Linked DNA regions of Mus musculus: region 1 is linked to region 2. A link is a contact called in ENCODE POLR2A ChIA-PET data. All regions are on one chromosome and are shown on one strand. The core of a region is the stretch at or near the end of the contact, and the rest is flanking DNA. Distances in the headings are between cores, read along the strand shown. Region 1 holds the start of A030001D20Rik (RIKEN cDNA A030001D20 gene). Region 2 holds the start of Ftl1 (ferritin light polypeptide 1).

What was found. ChIA-PET counts read pairs that join two places held with the same protein, here RNA polymerase II (POLR2A).
Region 1: POLR2A ChIA-PET joins it to region 2 with 11 read pairs in embryonic stem cell. The contact joins the promoter of A030001D20Rik here to the promoter of Ftl1 in region 2. POLR2A ChIA-PET finds 5 or more read pairs at or near these places in 4 of 5 experiments (Patski and embryonic stem cell).

What each region holds. Positions count from the first base shown.
Region 1 is chr7:45,635,733-45,641,315 of GRCm38, reverse strand. A030001D20Rik (RIKEN cDNA A030001D20 gene) reads left to right here and starts at 2,558. Exons shown (of 2, transcript NR_152217.1): 1 at 2,558-2,633; 2 at 4,178-5,583. Rasip1 (Ras interacting protein 1) reads right to left here. Exons shown (of 12, transcript NM_028544.1): 9 at 4,735-4,978; 10 at 4,424-4,596; 11 at 3,299-3,446; 12 at 2,224-2,631. The coding sequence ends at 2,432. It overlaps Mamstr (MEF2 activating motif and SAP domain containing transcriptional regulator), which reads right to left and starts at 1,339. Exons shown (of 10, transcript NM_172418.2): 1 at 1,286-1,339; 2 at 477-614. The coding sequence starts at 534.
Region 2 is chr7:45,455,625-45,461,154 of GRCm38, reverse strand. It overlaps Ftl1 (ferritin light polypeptide 1), which reads left to right and starts at 1,269. Exons shown (of 4, transcript NM_010240.2): 1 at 1,269-1,625; 2 at 1,925-2,071; 3 at 2,495-2,620; 4 at 2,872-3,211. The coding sequence starts at 1,524. The coding sequence ends at 3,048. It overlaps Gys1 (glycogen synthase 1, muscle), which reads right to left. Exons shown (of 16, transcript NM_030678.3): 16 at 4,538-5,530.

The DNA.
Region 1 (5,583 bases), core at 1,309-3,808, 180 kb before region 2:
ACATGACTTCCCACCCCAACTTACTCTTGCTGGCATGCACCCACAGGAATGTCACTCACATGTTCAAGACTTGACCCTCAGTTTGGGGGCAAAGAGTTTCCAGTGCACATTTCTGCTCCTCTCTGAGTGTTCAGAACTCTTTGCATTGGCAACAAATCCTGGCTAATGACATTTTCAAGGCTTGATAGCTCTTGGTCCCCCTGCCACACACACATGCACTTCAGGTCTCAGTTTGCTCCTCTGCTTTGCCTACAGGTCAGTTTAAGTCCTTTGCAACATATGCACTCTTGGGTGTCACCACCTATGGCTTAGCAAGCCATGTGCACATTCATCTACTACTCCACTCCATAGCACAAGTGACATTGTATGTGAACACCACTGGTCGATTCACGCATGCCAGAGAATCATGTTACTGGGACCCTGGGCCCTGGCTCCGGGACCCCTCCCCACATGCATAGAGACAAGCAACCTCTCACCAGAGCGGAACTTGGAACGGATGATTTGGGAGCGCTGGGAGGAGGCTGCCAGGGTCATTGCCAAGGCTGAGGTGGAGACCTGGACAGAGGAAGCCAGAGCCACCAGAGCGCGGCAGGGTCAAAGTGGATGACGGGAGGCTGCCATTGGGGGAATTTTGGAGACAGTGTGAAAGGTTAGAGACAAAAGTACTGGGCCAGATCAGCTCTTTTGGGGGATGACTGGTCTCTGGGCCCTTGGGTCTGAGAAAGGAGGGCTGGTCCTGAACCTCCGGGTGTGAGAGACACGGGCTGGGGCCTGGAGCCCTAGGACTGAAGAAAGGTTGCGGCCTGGAGTTCTGGCTGGAGGGAGAAGTACTTGGGCATGGACTGCTGTGTCTGTAGAAGGCTTTGGGCCTGGAGTTCTGAGTCGGAAGCAAAAGGGCTGGGTCTAAATCCCTGGATCTTGGCGGTACAGGAAGGACCTGCGTCATGGGCTCCTGCATCTAAGAGGGAGAGCATTGGAATCTGGAGTTCTGGGCCTTTGAAAGTGCAGGAAGCAGTCGTCTGGAGTCTGAACCCTGAAGGAGGAGGAGATTAAGGACGAGAACTGCATGCTGTTAGGGACTAGAATCGAAGATTCTAGGACAGACGGGAATCAAAGAATATGACAAGTGTCTGGGAAACATAGGGGTCCCTGAAACAGAATGGGTTGAGTGTCATGCACGGGGCTCTGTGGGAAAGATATTGGGACCAGAAGGGGGAACCAGAACGGAGAATGAAGGGTAAAATGAAAAAAAAAAATCCCCATATCTACCCCAGGGGCTTCTCACCAGGTAGGCTCCTCTCAGCTACTCAGCTGTGCCTTGAAGCGGGTGGAGTCTCCCGGATTAGGCTGGAGACCTTAGGCTCCACCCCACAAGCCTTGGGCCGCCCTCGACTCCCCTTTCTAGGGCGAGTGGGAGTCAAGAGAGCGAGCCTTGGATCAGAAGCCCTGCAAGGACCCAGAAAAGGGGCGGGACACACACGCCGTGAGGACCGGCCTGGCTCACTTCGAGGGTTCCCTTACTATCTCCTCCCCCGAGTCCCGAGCTGTGGGTTGGGTGGAGCGGTCACTGGCGACAGACAGGAGCAGGTGCAGAGAGAGGGACCCGGGTGAGCAACAGCGGCAGGTGGTCGTGTTCAGACCCTGCCGGCAGGTGCCACCTGTTGGTTCTTTTTTTCCTGACACAGCAGTAGGAGTCAAGTTCAGAGGAGGGGAAAGTTCAAACATGAGGCCCAGACTCCTAGTTCTAAAAAGGAAGGGGGCAGAAGTCAGGACTCTGGGTCTGAGGGTGGTGGACGGAGTCTTAGGCCTCTGGTATGGGAGAGGAGAGCTGAGGTTTGCATTCTTGGATCTGATGGAATAGGACTAGTACCCGAGAGGTGCTGGGTGTTGGAAGTCAGCGGTGTGCACAGTAGGCAGACAGCATCGGAAGGACTGGGGGGAGAAAGCTAAAGTTTGGACTTTGTAGGTAAGAGGGAGATGGTGATGACCTGTTCTCACTGGTAGTACATGGGGTCTGATATTCAGAAGAACATGGTCCAGGCTGTGTTCCGAGTTGTGTGACAGTGCTCAGTACTACAGGGTCACATTTCGTGCTAGAGGGCAAGCTGAGGCCATGGCTAGAAATATCTCCCCAAACTCGGCAGACGCCCAACGTTCCAAGCACAGTCCCTGGCACCTTAAAAAAAAATCTTTGCTAAGGCCCCCAAATCTTGACAAGTGAGGTCAATACCACAGATATTTTTATTACTTCTTGGCATTCACATCCCAAGCCCATCTTCCCACTGTCCCATCGTCTACCAACCCAACAACTCAAACTCTCAGCCGTCTACGCAGGGAAAACTACAACTCCCAAAATGCTCTACGCCCAGGCGGGCTCCCTTTTAAGAAGCGATGCAGTTTCAAGCTGCGCGCGTTCCTTTCTCATTGGTTTTCAAGGTGTCGAAGCCACCGGGGGTCCATGGCGATGATTGGCTGGCAGCTCCTGCTGTTCAAGATCCCAGAGGAGGCGACGGAGCCTGCGCAGTTCTCTATGCAATGCGTCATCTGTCACAGGGCCGGTGAGGCGCAGGCGTGAGCTGCCCAGGGGCAGGATGAGCGGAGGGTGCGAGGAAAAACTTTCAAAGATATCCCCTGTGAGTACGAGGAAAACCGAATTAAAAACTCAGCATGAGTGTGAGGTGGTCTATCTCCTTAAGTAAGAAACGATGAGACTGGGTTCCCTGTGTTTCAAAGGATGACGGGAATTTTAGCTAAAACGTGTGTGTGGGGAGGGGGGAGGAGGTGACACATAATCCCGGCACTCTGGAGGCAGAGGCAGGTGGATCTCTTTGAGTTCGAGGCCAGCCTGATCTACAGAGTTACAAGACAGCCAGGGCTACAGAGAGAAATCCTATCTTGAAAAGCCAAGAAAACTAGGGAAAAAAGGCCCATTACCAGGAAAATAGGGTCCCAGGTACCCTGGAACCTTGAGGATGGGCTGGGGAACCTTGGGAGATTTCTGAGGATTGAGAAACCTATCCCTCTGTTAGTTGGGTTAGGGCAAGAGATGTGGAGAGACGAGGCTAAGAGATTAAGTCTAAGTAAAAAAAACAATGAAATGTTTGAACTCTTCTTAACTTACTGAAGGGGACCGCAAAGTAAGCAAGCCCTGCTACTGTTATAATTGCAGCCAGTCTTTAAGCCCTTCAGAGAGGGCATCTGAACCCTGGGAACTGAAAGTGGGAAGGGCTGGGAACAGGGACTCTTAGGTCTCAAATAAAGAAGACATCTCAATGTTCGTTAGCCCGGATCTGCACACCTGTGTCCACAGCATCCCGCTCTGCAGGTGGTGGGTCCCAGGCTGGTGGGGGACCACGGCCAGGACCCAACTGGTAGTGGCTGAGGAGATGGTGGAGCTGAGCTGGAGTCAGGGTGGGGTAGTCAGTCCGTAAGCTGCTCCATGAAGCCTAGGGGAAGTCCCCAAGTTAGACGTCTGTGGTCACAGCTGGGTCCCATAGGGCAGGCCAGCCATCCCAGTTTCTTAGGAGGTTGAGGCAAGAGGATTCAAAGTACAAGGCCAGGTTGGGAAACATGGTGAAACTCTTATCTCAAAATTAAAAAGTAAAAAGGGGTCTTGGAGATGCAGGTCAGCGGCAGTGTTTGCCTGGCATATGCAACTCTCTGGGTTCAATCCCCAGTACTGTAATAAGATAGAAATCAGTGAAGTGAAGGGCCTGGGGTGAAGGCTTAGCAGTTAAGAACAATTGCTGCTCTTGCAGAGGACCCAGCTGAGAACTAGTTTGCTTCCCAGCACCTACGTGGCCTGTAAGTCCCATTTCAGAAGAGCTGCCCTCCACTTCTGGCACGTCATGGTCATGGTGCACATATATACACGTGCAGACAAAAGTAGAGGCCTAGTGTGCTCGTGACCACCTTTAGTCCCAGCAACTCAGAAGACAGGGGTAGGTGACTCATTTGTGAGCTCAAGGCCAGACTAGTGAATTCCAGGTCAACCAGAGCTACACAGCAAGACCAAACAAACAAACAAACAAATGTGAGCTACCTGATTCAGTTTTCTCATCTGAAGAAAACTATTGATAATCTACTTTGAATGGGGGGTGTTTGTTGACATTATCATCACCGTTCCCATCATGCAACCAACGAATGATAACCAGCATTTTCCTCTGTCTCAAACCAGAATTCTGACTCAACGCATCTAAGAAATGGAGCATAGAAAACTCTTTCTAGCAAGTTCGGAGTCAGAAGCATTCAGCATCCATGTTCAGTCACTCTTGACACCGACTTCTGCGGCTGCCAGTGGCCCGTCATGGTGTCTAAGTCATCTCACGGGCTGGAGATGACTCGGGGTCACAGAGAGGCTGAGTACACAGAGCCGGGATAGAGATTCAAAAGTCAAAGTCATACAAAGCCGACCAAGAGTCACCTTGAGCAGGGAGGTGCGGGGCACACATAGCAGGTTCACAGCAATGGAAAGTTTCCGGAAGAACTCAGTGGCAATGTCACCCAGCCCGGCCCCCTGAAGCCAATCCAACACAAGATCCAAGTTGGTTCTGATTTGGACGGCTCGAGACCATTGATAGAAAGGTCGGCCTTGACCTGTGTAGGAAGAAATGAGAGGCGTTGAATGAAGCTACTTCCCAGGCAAAGCCACCCAACGCTGAAGCCTGAAGCCTGGCTTATGTCTGCCTGGATTAGGTCTGGATAGCTCCTGGCTCCTCCCAACACAACCCTCACCTCGTTCCATCAGTGAGTTGAGAAGGGATGCATTGGAGAAGAAGAACAAATAGCCAAAAGTCTGGGACACGAGGTCGGGATGCAGCTCACACTGACTGGTCAGTTCTAGAGCTGCCTGGAACACACCCAGAGTAGGCCTGAGCCCAGGCGGCATGGCCTCCAGCTCTGCGCCAGGCCCTGGCAGCTCTGCTCCAGCTGTGAAAGGGTTACTGTCCAGGAGAGCTGGCAGTGTTGAATAAAGAGTCTGGGGGAGGAAACAGGCAACAACCAGAGAGTGACAATCAATAAAGACAATGGGGAATTCCATCAAGGGCTTCTGGGAAATGTAGTCCATTCTACACCATTCCCAGGTGGCTCCCTGATCAATCCCCCATTTCCTCGGTGAATTTCTAGCAGGTATTAGGCTCCCTGGAAGAATCTGTCCTGAGAAATGTTTTTAGTAAAGTTTCTTAGGTATTCTGAGAGCATCTCTTGTGCATTATGTAATCTGTAGTTCTCACAGAGAGGTAGCTCACGTAGGACAGGCCTCTGAACAAAAAAAAGGACCTTCTTCTTCGGTCAAGGAAACGTTTGAGCAGAATTTCCAAAGGAAATTAAAAGAATGGAGAGTCCAGAAGTAGGAGTTGGGTGGCAGCCAGCCAAGGGAAATTCGAGCAAGCCAAGGACAGGAAACGAAGGCGATGACAGAAAAAACGTCAGGGTCTACTTGTCAAGACCACACAAGAAGTAAACCCTTAGAGGAAAGGGTTTCACAAGCAGGGCCACTCCCGGGTCATTCACTTGGTATGTCCCTCTTATTTTACAGATAAGAGAATGCATTTACCAAAACCAAAACCCAACCTGCAAATA
Region 2 (5,530 bases), core at 20-2,519:
GCAGACGTCAAGTCAGGAGAAAGATACGTGTAGGCTAGCCACTCCAGAGCCGTACAGCTGCCTGACCACACAGGGAAAACAGACCACAAGCCCCTTAGCCGGGGGACTTCTGGCTGTCAGCCCGGGTGTGGCCTGCCGCCCGCCCCACTGCCTAGCTGAGCTCAGCGTGACTCAGCAGAACTGGCCTTGCTACCCCTTCCACTAAGGGCCTCAGCAGCACATTCTTCCTGCTCCGCGTGGCTCCCTTGACCCATCTTACTGTTTCTTCCTTTAGCCCCTTTTCATGATTGGGCTCGTTTCCCTTTGCTCTCTTCCCAGGCTTCTGAGATTAGACCCTGGTATGAGCCCGTCCTGTCCTCAAAAGTCCAGTTGGGCCTTGCATGCCCCAACTGTTCTGCGTAAGACTGACTGTCTGTTTCTGGGTCCTGAGTTCTTGCTCTCCCTAACTCTCGGGCCTTTTGATTCCAAAAGAGCAACCTGCAAGGAGGCTTCTGGACCAAACTCCAGGAAGGAGCCCAGCAATTCTCCAAGCGCCATCATGCGTGTCTGTTTCTAGAAAGACAGGTTCACTGACACAGACCCAGACAGACAGGCTGACCAGAACTCCAAAGTCCTGTCTGGGCCTCCACATGTCACCTTCCAGAGCACCCGAGGGAGGTGCACACACGGTAACCCAAGGCTCTCTGCCCACTCCAAGCCCTCAAAGGGCTTCACGACCTCCTGGGTTACAGAAAACAGAAAAACAAGCAAACAATCTTAGTTCCTATGGTGAACCTAAAACCCTATACTTCTGGGCATCCCTTCCATTCCCTCAAGGAGATCTCTAGAATCTTTGGAATACCAGACTTCCTCATGACGTGACATATCCCTTCATTGTGTGCAATTGGACATATGGAGGTTCCCTTTGCATTTACAGACATTACCCCACACTCAGCCCATCCCCAGATCCATGTTCTCAGGCCCCAAAATTCTCTTTTGTGAGACACCCAGAAAAGGACCTCGAAGTCATCCCCTCCCCAGGGTCTCAGTGACCCGGAGCCCAGAACCCTGCGACCCCTCCAGGTTGCGCCTCCGGATCCGGACCACCGCCCCTCCCCCAAGCCTCCATTTCACAAGGCCTCGCGCTCCAGTCCCGTGACTTCATCTCATGGGACTGGGTGGGTGGGGAGCGAGGTTCCCCTCAGCTCCGGATTGGTCAAGTATACTTTTCCGTCTCCGCCTCACGCCACCGCCGATTGGTTAGTCTCGGGCCTGGGGCACCCCTCCCTCCGGAGGGTCAACATGCTATAAAAGGAGCGCTCCTTGCCCGGGACTTAGAGCAGCGCCTTGGAGGTCCCGTGGATCTGTGTCTTGCTTCAACAGTGTTTGAACGGAACAGACCCGGGGATTCCCACTGTACTCGCTTCCAGCCGCCTTTACAAGTCTCTCCAGTCGCAGCCTCCGGGACCATCTCCTCGCTGCCTTCAGCTCCTAGGACCAGTCTGCACCGTCTCTTCGCGGTTAGCTCCTACTCCGGATCAGCCATGACCTCTCAGATTCGTCAGAATTATTCCACCGAGGTGGAAGCTGCCGTGAACCGCCTGGTCAACTTGCACCTGCGGGCCTCCTACACCTACCTCTCTCTGGTGAGCAGCTCGGGGTTGCCTTCTGAACGGGGGGGGGGGGGGGGGGTCCATCACACCCACCCTCCTGCGCATGCGCGGGCCTTCTTTGTTCCATGCAGGGCAGAGACTGTGCTCCGACCTCTCCCTCTCCCTGCGCGCTGTGTACATAGTAGTTTTGTCTGACTGGAACTCGCTGGGCAGACCGGGCTGCCCTCGAAATCTCACACGTACTGCCTCTACCTCTTGAGTGTTGCGATTGAAGTTTACAGTGTGAGCCGAGCCACCGCGTTCCGTTAACTCGTATTTGTAACCTCCCGCAGGGCTTCTTTTTTGATCGGGATGACGTGGCTCTGGAGGGCGTAGGCCACTTCTTCCGCGAATTGGCCGAGGAGAAGCGCGAGGGCGCGGAGCGTCTCCTCGAGTTTCAGAACGATCGCGGGGGCCGTGCACTCTTCCAGGATGTGCAGGTAAGAAGCGGGGGTATTGGGCACTACCGAGCATGTGCGTTTACTTGCCATCCCCATAGTTTGGGCATCCGGATAGACGTCTTGGAAGGGAGTGGTGGCAGGACTAGTGTAGACAATAGGAGTATGTAGAGCAACTAAACCCACCAGGATGTCAGAAACTGGAAAATGGGGGTAATTACAGAATACAGATGAGGACTGCTGGGCTGGGGAGAGGCGGTGTCTCTCTAGCTAGCATGGAAATCACAATGTAGACCAGGTTGCCTCCTATCAAGAGATCCTCCTGTCTTCTCGCCCAGTCTCTCAGTGGTGGGATTAAAGACAGTATCCCATTATTTTTCCCCACTGTGCCCACTTTTCCTGTGCAGTCAGTTTTATATTGGCTGGGTGAAGGATGTAATCTAGGCTTGATATTCTTGTGTGCAGAAGCCATCTCAAGATGAATGGGGTAAAACCCAGGAGGCCATGGAAGCTGCCTTGGCCATGGAGAAGAACCTGAATCAGGCCCTCTTGGATCTGCATGCCCTGGGTTCTGCCCGCGCGGACCCTCATGTAAGTACCTTGCTAATCATTTCTTCCCTTCTCTGACAAAACCTAGACTGTTGTGTGTTGGCTTTCAGCTCCCAATAATTTAATCCTCCTGCCTCCCGAGTGCAGATTGCAGAAGCACCACACACAGTACTGAGGACACACCTACCTACCTACCTACCTGCCCTTGAGGGCAGGATTTTTTTTTTTTAAAGCTTCCTGCTCACACCTGTCTCTTAGAACTCGGTGTCTGATGTCTCTTCCTTCCTTTACAGCTCTGTGACTTCCTGGAAAGCCACTATCTGGATAAGGAGGTGAAACTCATCAAGAAGATGGGCAACCATCTGACCAACCTCCGCAGGGTGGCGGGGCCACAACCAGCGCAGACTGGCGCGCCCCAGGGGTCTCTGGGCGAGTATCTCTTTGAGCGCCTCACTCTCAAGCACGACTAGGAGGCCTCTGTACCTTCCAAGGGGCTCCCCCCTCTGCTCTGCACCAGCCCGCCCTGGGACCTCCACCTGAATGAACCTCTCAAGCCACTAGGCAGCTTTGTAACCGCCCTGGAGCCTCTGTCAAGTCTTGGACCAAGTAAAAATAAAGCTTTTTGAGACAGCAGCTGGTGTTTTTTCTATATATGTGGGAGGGGTGCACGAGAAAGAAGAGGTTGGCTGTATGTACTCCTGTTTTTTGTGGGAACCCACATGTGATAACTTACAGCGATCTCTGTGTGGTAGTATCTGCCTTTTCATGTGGCAAATCCAGGTCGTAGGAGTCTGTAGCCTGTAGCAGTTTGCCAGTCCTTGGTTTATGTTACTGTGCAGGGAAGTGAAAAGGCTTAAACATCCAAGTTCAGAAATGAGTTAAACATACAAGTAGAAGGCCAGGAGGTGAGCAAGCTGAGCCCTGGGTGCTGGCTGAGCGAGGGTGGGGAGCCAGGGTGTCTTGCTGGATTCCGAACTAGATGCTGGGCCCATCAAAAAGAGGATGTGAAACTTGGGACCATTGCCCAAATGGGAACTAAACCATTGCAAAGGGGTTAGAAACATGGGAAGTTGGTGGGGTGGGGGGTGGAACACCGGACAATACTGCTGTGTCAGCTCACACTGGTTAAAACAAGTCCAAGGGTCGTATGAAGCCACATGATAGGCCCTTGGCTCAGTATTATGCCATGGCTCTGGGGAAGCAGTCATGTGGACAGGAAGATGACCCAGCACTACAGGTTTCTTCTAGTCAGGCCACTCCACCCCTAAAAGCATGAGATTGATAACGGGAGGGTTGGGGGTTAGAGCAGTAACTCCAGTCATGCACAGGTCACTGAGGCTAAGCAGGGAGAACCTGCTAAAGGGATTCTGGCAGCGATGTCCACGTGGGAAACAGCATTGAGAAGCAGGAACAAAGTCCTGCGGCTGGAATCCAGTTTCTCACTGTGTTGCGGGGACATTCTGCTTAGGGACATCTGTCCCGGGCTTTTCACTTTTTCAGGCTAGATCTCACCAATTGCTCAAGCTGGCCCCAGAAGCTCTAGTCCATGTAAGCTTTGAGCTTTGGGTCCTTTGACCTGTGCATTTGTGATTTCCCCAAGGGTCCCCCATGTCGGCCACCGTCTACCCAAGGTCACTGGGGCCAGTGTTTGCCACTTGGATCTCAAATCTAAGCAGTCAGATGTACCTTTCCTAACAACAGCACGGGGACCTCAGAACAGTAACCCAGATCTGCACAGAGTAGAAGTCTATGGAGCTCGTAAGAGCAGAACCAAAATCTGGGGGAAGCTGGCACTCCTGGTAATGCCAGCTCTTGAGAGGCTGAGATAGGACTGCTGTGAATTTGAACCATCTGGGGGGGGGGGGGCAAGGCAAGATCCTATCTGTAAAAACTAAAATACAGGACTGGGGAAGCAAGAGAGACCCACCACACCACAAGAGCTTATGTCCAGCCACAGTTGGCATTCTTAAATACAGGTGTATTTTCTTTTTTTTTTTTTCATCTCTAGACACACTCCAATCACACACCTTCTGCCCTCCCCCTCCCAAATGCAAACCAAAGGCACTGGGCCAGACACAGCACACGTGAGGAGGGGCCCGCCCATTCACTGAAGCTTGCAGGCAGAAAGGCCTCGAGGTACATGTGGGGCTTCAAGAAGCCGGTGGGCTCGGTTTTGTATCAGGAAAGGGGACCGGGGTGCAGCACAGTGACAAAAGACTCCTGATTCAGCCACTGGGACCCAGAACCCAGTGGTTTCACAGTGGGCTGAGCACTTGTGGGGTTGACAGACATTCTGCCCTCAATGGAGGCATTCCCTAGAGGGGACACTGGACCAAGGAAAAGAAGGTCTGGTCCAGAAAAAAGGCAGAAAGGTGTCTGGTCCAACTCCGCATGCTCCTTTGAAGAACACACCCAGGGAGGCCAACCTTGCAGCATGTCCCAGCATCGCAGTCGTGGGTTGAAATGGAGGACCGTGAGCATTCCACCACCTTTACTTTGCTTTTGAGACAGTGTCTCATGTTGCCCAGTTTGGCCTTGAACTCCCTATGTAGCAGAGGATGATGGCCTTTAACTCTTGATCCGTCTACCTCTACCTACCGAGTGCTGGGATTACAGATGTGTATCACCGCACCAGGTTTATGAGGTTCTAGAGTTAGATCCCAGGGCTTCGGGCATGCTAGACAAGCAATCTGTCGACAGAGCTACTGAGCTACCTTGCAGGCTGATTTTCAATTATGTTAATCCCTGAAATGTCCTAACTCTGAACTTGGCTGATTCGGGAAGCCACACAGAATCCAACATGAGGTGGTCCCAGAGGCAGGCCTGAGCAAAGCATACTCTGTATGATTATAGGATCAAACGAAGAAGCCACAGCCTGGAAGCCAATAAACCAGGTGTCCTAAAACCTCTGGCATTGAAAAACAATGGCAGATGCCTGGCCTCTGGGACCCA